2 separate regions of the Homo sapiens genome follow, and region 2 is linked to region 1. Evidence: chromatin contacts called from ENCODE Hi-C data. All regions are on one chromosome and are shown on one strand. Each heading gives the region's core, a stretch centred on a gene start or an enhancer-like site at or near the end of the contact. The rest is flanking DNA. Distances are from core to core; before and after follow the strand shown.

What was found. A loop is a pair of places that touch in the nucleus more often than their neighbours do. Pooled maps may share reads with other maps.
Region 2: a pooled map shows a loop between it and region 1 (16-fold over the local background). The contact joins the promoter of CLN3 here to the promoter of CDIPT in region 1. A Hi-C loop is called at or near these places in 2 of 37 single-sample maps with no recorded cell type and 7 of 50 pooled maps.

What each region holds. Positions count from the first base shown.
Region 1 is chr16:29,861,332-29,865,161 of GRCh38, reverse strand. It overlaps CDIPT (CDP-diacylglycerol--inositol 3-phosphatidyltransferase), which reads left to right and starts at 1,936. Exons shown (of 6, transcript NM_006319.5): 1 at 1,936-2,347; 2 at 2,442-2,576. The coding sequence starts at 2,305. It also overlaps the pseudogene CDIPTOSP. RefSeq lists an enhancer at 1,278-1,815 and silencers at 1,864-1,923, 1,934-2,243.
Region 2 is chr16:28,489,927-28,493,756 of GRCh38, reverse strand. CLN3 (CLN3 lysosomal/endosomal transmembrane protein, battenin) reads left to right here and starts at 1,683. Exons shown (of 16, transcript NM_001042432.2): 1 at 1,683-1,737; 2 at 1,922-2,043; 3 at 2,197-2,275. The coding sequence starts at 1,998. RefSeq lists enhancers at 1,473-1,672, 1,012-1,801.

The DNA of each region.
Region 1 (3,830 bases), core at 687-3,186:
TGCTGGAAGTAGAGGACCTAGTCAGAGAAAGGACTATCCCCGTGGCCAGAAGAGATGCGGCCAGGGCAGACGGGGCTAAGGGGATTCTCGGCCAGCAGTGAGGAGTGGGTACTGGGTTAGCGGGTGAGAGGGGCATTTCACAGGTCCTAGGGCTGGCTGTGAGATGGATGAGATGGGCACAGACTCCTGGAGAGTTCAGCTAGGGGTGGGAGGGGTCAGGGACTGTAACCAGGCATAGTGGGGGCAGCGGTTCTCTAGACACGGTGGTCCTGAGGCAGGGGGTTACCGCGTTTGGATATCTGAGTCGCTTGGTCTTGTGACTGCTTTTTTTTGATGGGCACAGGGTTCAAGTGGCAGCAAGCAGTGCACAAAGCCTCCTCCATGAGTTCTGCACTGATCTGGGACAGGTATTCCTCAGAACGAGATAACGAAGCCTGGGAAAGGAAAAGCCGGAGGGGTTCAGCCTGGGAGCTCCCACATGGGAGTGCTGGCTGTGGGAGTTCCCAGGCTGGGGCCTGTGGGTCCAAGGAGCTTGCTCCTGAAGGACTGGGCCTTGAGATTTAGCTAGAAAGCTCTGGACCTGGGGGAGGGGGGTTTGGTGGGGGTTTAGAGTCAGGGCCTAGTGCTGAGAGCTATGAGTCGGGGCTTCAGGACTCAGGGTTGAGGCTAGAGTCTCAGGGCCCGTGGCTCAGACCTGGCACGGGGTGCCTCTGCCTGGGAGGCTTTCACTTCATTACATTCCCACCTCTAGGGTTCCCTGCAGTGCTCACCGGACCTCCTCTCAAGGAGGGTGCAGCTTGAGATGGCCAGCTGCTCTTCTTCTCCCCCTCATTCCCCATCGGAGTGGACGCCATCCCCCTGGGAACAGTCGAAGCCTGAGTTGACCTGAGAAACCAGCCCGCTTTCCCCCAGAACCCAGTCCACCACCATTCCCCGGGCCCAGGTTTAAACAAGGCCTTTAGAGGAAACATCCCGCTGCCTCATTCCCTCTCACAAGAAAAAATAATAATAATAATAAAGGTTGCTTTATATCTTCGGGAGTGAGAGGGAACTCCCGCAACCCCCTACCCCTCACCCCTTCGCCTGGTGGGCCTCTCCTTCCTTCTTCCCTCCCAAGCACCTTCCCAAGCCGAGGCAGCCGACTTGACGCCCCAGACCTGGCAGATGGGTGGAAACCTTGGGCTACTCGGCAAAAGGAGAGACGTGGAGGCCTAAGGACCTCTGGTATAGGTCGTGGGGGATGGAGAATGGGAGATGGGGAGGAAGGCTGGAAAAGGGGGAGCCGGCTCCGTGTCGCTACCGGACGCTATAAAACCCTTGGAGTCTGCAGAGGTTCCGCAGCCTCGTTGCTAGGAGATCAGGGGTTCTAGAACTAAAGACAGAGGAATTTCCTAGCGCGCCCCGTTTGCTCCTCCAGCCTCCCCTCCGTACCCCTCCAGGTGCCTCCTTGAGGGCAGTGACCCCAAGCGCCAGACGCTTGAGAAGCTTGGGAGGATGACGTAGGGTGGAGCCTGCGACCTAATCCTCCCATCACAAGGGGCACGCGAAAAGCAACCCATCTGCAGGGCGCTCTGGAGCCTCTCTAGCCGCCTAGAGCCTGCGAGAGCAAAGGCGGCTGGAGACTTAGGGGGCGGGGAGTAAAGTGAGGACTGCACCAAATCTCCTGGCCTCTTGGGGACGCAAAGACTCAGGAGGAGGAATTTTATCGCCTTATCTTTGCCTCCAGGAAGTCATACCCTCCACAAAAGGAAAGCAGAGATTTTTATTCGGTCTTCTCTTTTACCCTTTCCTTTTCCGTTTCTAACTTTGCTTGACGTTAATGGTTCCTTCCTCCCTCTCCTCCTCTGCGCTTTGGTACGAGCCAAGGGAGAGGGGCGGAGGGAGGAAAAGGGAAAGGAAGCCGACAGGCCTTAAAGGGGCCGCAACTATTTTTTTAAGCCACTTTTTCCTCTCTCCAATTTTGCAACGACGGGCGCGGAGGAGGAGGTTCCCGGAAGCCACGCGCAGCTGGAGCAGCGGCGACCGCAGCTGGAGGCCCGGAGCGCCTGCGGGGCTGGCAGAGGCGAGGGAGGTTGCGGGTAGGAAGGGCGGACTGCGCGCGCCCCCTGCGTCCCGCGCACCTCGGGGCCGGTCCATGCTCCCGACGGCTGCGGGCTTCAGCATCTGGGGCCAGGTTGGGGCGGCGGGGTCCAGGGCGCAGGTGGTGCGGCCGATGCGCCGGGCCGGAGGCTGAGGCCGCGCTGCGGGGCTGGGACAGCACTGGCATCTCCAGAGCAGGCCCGGGGCAGCAAGGGAGGCGCCGCGATGCCAGACGAAAATATCTTCCTGTTCGTGCCCAACCTCATCGGTGAGTGCTGCCCACGGCCCCGGGCCGAACGAGAGGGCGAGGGGCCTTGGCGGGCTCCCTGATCCTGCCCTGTCTCCCCGCGTCCCGTTCCAAGGTTATGCCCGGATTGTCTTCGCCATCATTTCTTTCTACTTCATGCCCTGCTGCCCCCTCACGGCCTCCTCCTTCTACCTGCTCAGCGGCCTGCTGGACGCTTTCGATGGACACGCTGCTCGCGCTCTTAATCAAGGTGACAGACACCCCTCTCAGCCAGCCTTGGGGTTCAACAATCCCCTCCTCCCTTCCCCTGCCTCCTCGGGACCTCAGAGTCAGAGGGCTGTCATTCCCATCTCTGGAAAAAGCAGAACAGGATGGCCTGGGGCTTTTTGTTTTGTGTTTTGTTTTTTTGTTTTTGAGACAGGGTCTCGCTCTGTCACTTAGGCTGGAGTGCAGTGGCGCGATCATGGCTCACTGCAGCCCCCATCTTCTGGGCTCAAGTAATCCTCCCACCTCAGCCTCCTGACTAGCTGGGACTACAGGAGCGTGCCACCACACCCGGCTAATTTTTAAATTTTTGTAGAGACTGGGTCTTGCAGTGTCGCCCAGATTGGTCCCCAGCTCCTAGCCTCAAGCGATCCTCCTGCCTTGCTCCCAAAGTGCCGCGCCCAGCAAGAATGGACTGATTTTGTAGCAAAAGGAATTTAAGCTAGCTCTTGAGAACTCACTGCTTGTGAGAGGTGTGGATTAGCAAGACATGACATGGCGGTGGCGCTGCTGGAGGTCTCTCTGAATACAAGTCCATTCAGGCCAGGGGCGGTGGCTCACGCCTGTAATCCCAGCACTTTGGGAGGCCGAGGTGGGTGGATCACGAGTTCAGGAGTTCGAGACCAGCCTGGCCAACATGGTGAAACCCTGTCTCTACTAAAAATACAAAAATTAGCGGGCTTGGTGACGCGTGCCTGTAATCCCAGCTACTCGGGAGGCTAAGGCAGGAGAATTGCTTGAACCCGGGAGGCGGAGGTTGCAGTGAGCCAAGATTGCGCCATTGCACTCCAGCCTGGGCGACAGAGCAAGACTCTGTCTCGGAAAAAAAAAAACAAAAAACAAAAAACAGTGTATTCAACAGGTGTTTACTGGAGGCCTACTGTGTGCCCTGCATAAGCAGTTGGGGTTCCAGAAGGCATGCTTAGAGGGAGGATGGAGAGGGAAGGGTGATGGCTTCTGGAGGGTTGACTAATTTTTTAATCTGTTCTCCAGACCCAACTGTAAGGCTTCCCCTGAGGCATCAAGTCTCTATCTAGCCCTGGAGTCTTGGTTCTGGGGTTGATGAGTTGCAGACATAGCTTTCCTCTCCTCCTACCCTGTTCCCTCCACTCTCATGCCTTTCTCAGTTCATGCCATGGTGACCTTTGCCCACTGACCTCACACACAGCCTGTTTTCTAGCCTGCGTTCCTCCCCAGGCAGGCGGACACTTCCAGTCTTCGTTTACACCCTGCGTCAGAG
Region 2 (3,830 bases), core at 434-2,933, 1.4 Mb after region 1:
GTATCTTTAGTAGAGACAGGGTTTCACCATGTTAGCCAGGCTGGTTTCGAACTCCTGACCTCAGGTGATCTGCCCACCTTGGCCTCCCAAAGTGCTGGGATGACAGGCATGAGCCACCACACCCAGACGAGAGGGCACATTTCCAACTGCATTCTGAAGGCCTGGTGGTGAGAAAGAGCATATAGAGGTGGCACAGCCCATAGCAGAGATGAGGCCAAGGACAAGAAGAGAATGCAGGATGCCGCTTTCCACCTAGAAGAAGGTAAGGGTATGATTCCTTATTTGGAACTACATAAAGTGACCTTGCTCTACTTCTCTTCCCCATACCCTCCTTCTCCCCTCCCCAGCCCCACTTTCCTATTCCAATTAGGGCAATTCTATGAAATCACAGCATCAGAATCTTAGGCCTTAAAATCATTTAGTCTGGCCAGGTGCAGTGGCTCACGCCTGTAGTCCTAGCACTTTGGGAAGCCAAGGCAGGTGGATTGCTTGAGCTCAGGAGTTTGAGGCCACCCTGGGCAACGTGGCAAAATCCAGTCTCTACAAAAAACACAAAAATTAGCTGGGCACAGTGGTGCGCACCTGCTGTCCCAGCTACTCGGGAGGCTGAGGTGGGAGGATCACCTGAGCCTGGGAGGTCAAGGTTGCAGCAAACCAAGATCCTGCCACTGCACTCCAGCCTGGGCAACAGAGCAAAACCCTGTCAAAAAAAAAAAAAAAATCTGGTCTAAGCACCACCTTTGATGGAGGCAGGAATCCTGCAGCAGCCTGGAGCCAACCCAATGGCTCCCTGCCTCTGGTGCTCTATTTCTTATCACCATACAGGTCTCTAAGGTCACCTTTAGGTCTAACATTGTATGAATGATTGTCAGCAACTTTCCAATTTTTTTCATATACATATATTTTTTTTATTTTATTTTTTACTTTTTCTTTTTTTGAGACAGGATCTCACTCTGTCACCCAGGCTGGAGTGCAGTGGCGTGATCATAGCTCACTGTAGCTTCAACCTCCTGGGCACAAGTGATCCTCCCACCTCAGCTTCCAAGGTACCTGTGACTACAGGAATGCGCCACCATGCCCGGCTAATTTTGTTATATATATATATATATATATTTGTACCTTGGTTTTCTCATCTGTAACACCAGGGGTTGAAGTGCTGTGATATTTTTTGGTTCTAGGATAATTTGGAAATAGGGATCTCTTAACATCTTGGATACTGCCAATAGATCATTCACGAAATCCCTTTAGATGAGTGTTATGTTTACTTAGGTCTCTAAAACAATTTGTAAGGTCAACAGATGGGGATAAGAATGACCTGAAGCTGGTCGTCTTTGTTCGCAACCAGAAACAGTCCTGCCTCAAAAAAAAAAAAAAAAAAAAGGGAGTAGGCAGGTGGCCATATTTGTTTCTGGCAAGTGAGTGCTGAAGGAAAGGAGCTGAAGCCTCCCACAGTCATAACTGGTGCTGGCAGGCTACTGTCTCGGTCTTGGGCGCCACTGATCTAAGGTCACGGCTCTGCTTGCTGCTCCCACCCGCTCCAGTTTAAAACCTGCGGTTCCAGGGTTCTCCAGCCCCTCCCTTTTTCACGCTCCGAAGCCGAGAAGGCCCAAAGCGAAGACAGAGAGGACCCGGAAGTAGGGAAAACCTCTGAGCACGTGATGGGGGAACACGCGGGTGCTGTCACGTGATCCGACAAACGGCCTCTGCATAGTGCAGAACATTCTGCTGCTCTTAAAGGTACAGGCCTCAGGGTCCCTGCTGTAGACGGGGCGGGGGAGAGTACGATGGGTGGGGCGTGGTGGGTCGTAGGGCGCTCGAGATGGAGCCCCCAGCTTCCTTGATGGATCGCGGGGCGCGAGTGCCCTAGACAAGCCGGAGCTGGGACCGGCAATCGGGCGTTGATCCTTGTCACCTGTCGCAGACCCTCATCCCTCCCGTGGGAGCCCCCTTTGGACACTCTATGACCCTGGACCCTCGGGGGACCTGAACTTGATGCGATGGGAGGCTGTGCAGGCTCGCGGCGGCGCTTTTCGGATTCCGAGGGTGAGTATTCCCGCCCACCCTCATGGAACGACCACCTCTGGCTCGCAGCCCACCTGAGGGGAATGAGAGCTGACTCGGCCCCGGGAGGACACGCAAGGAGCGGTCGTGCACCTGAGAGTAGGTGGGGGTCATGCCCTCTTCTCGCTCTCCCAGGGGAGGAGACCGTCCCGGAGCCCCGGCTCCCTCTGTTGGACCATCAGGGCGCGCATTGGAAGAACGCGGTGGGCTTCTGGTGAGTGGCCTGAGACTTCAGCGAGTGACAATGGCATGAGAAGAGGGAAGTGACCGGAGGAAAGGGGGAAGAAAGAGTTAAGCTGCGCAAAGGAGCTGAACCCACAAATATTTACTGAATCCACTGGTTTGCCCCAGGGGCAGCATGTAAAATTTCCAAACTTCACTCCTTATCACCTTCCGGATTTAGCAAGATCCTCATACCTACCACCTGTAGGATTATTTACTTTTTTCTTCCAGCCAATTCAGCCTTAACGTTTTTTAGTGCACATATTTTTAAAAAGAAAACTTTAAATCACGACTCCACTTGGAAAACCAGCGTTTTCCTAGTGAACGTTTAAATAAATGCATCACTACTAAAACTTTTTTATTTTTTTAATTTATTTTATTTTATCTTATTTTTTTTTCTTTTTGAGACAGGGTCTTGCTCTGTTTCCCAGGTTGGAATGCAGTAGTGCAATCACAGCTCCCTGCAGCCTGGAACTCCTGGGCTCAAGTGATTCTCCCACCTCAGCCTCCAAGTAGGTGTGGCTACAGGTGTGCACCACCGCATCTGCCTAATTTTTATATTTTTTTATAGAGATGGGGGTCTCACTATGGGACCTGGGCTGGTCTCAAACTCGTGGCCTCAAGTGATCCTCCTACCTCAACCTTCCAAAGTGCTGAGATTACAAGCATGAGCCACCATGCCGGGCCTGAACCTTTTTTTTTTTTTTTTTTTTTGAGACGGAGTCTCTCTCTGTCCTCCAGGCTGGAGTGCAGTGGCGCAATCTCGGCTCACTGCAAACTCCGCCTCCCAGGTTCACACCATTCTTTTGCCTCAGCCTCCGGAGTAGCTGAGACTACAGGCGCCTGCCACCACGCCCGGCTATTTTTTTGTATTTTTAGTAGAGATGGGGTTTCACCGCGTTATCCAGGATGGTCTCGATCTCCTGACCTCGTGATCCGCCCGCCTCGGCCTCCCAAAGTGCTGGGATTACAGGTGTGAGCCACCGCGCCCAGCTTTTTTTTTTTTTTTTTTTAATTTTATTTTATTTTTGAGACAGAGTCTCACTCTATCACCCAGGCTGGAGAGCAGTGGCACAATCTCGGCTCACTGAAACCTCCACCTCCAAGGTTCAAGCTATTCTCCTGTCTCAGCTCCCCGAGTAGCTGGGATTACAGGTGCGTGCCACCAGACACAGCTAATTTTTTGTATTTTTAGTAAAGACAGGATTTCACCATGTTGGTCAGGCTGGTCTAGAACTCCTGACCTTAGGTGATCCGCTTGCCTCCACTTCCCAAAGTGCTGGGATTACAGGCGTGAGCCACCGTGCCCCGCCCTGACATAGGGGCTTTGGGATCACAGACTTGGATTCACTTCCAGCCTCCAAGGCCTCTCCCAGAAACTCTCTGTGACCACTCTCCTTTTTTTTTTTTTTTTTTGAGATAGAGTCTCGCTCTTGTAGCCCAGGCTGGAGTGCAATGGCACAATCTCGGCTTACTGCAACCTCCGCCTTTCGGGTTCAAGTGGTTCTCCTGCCTCAGCCTCCTGAGTAGCTAGGATTACAGGCATG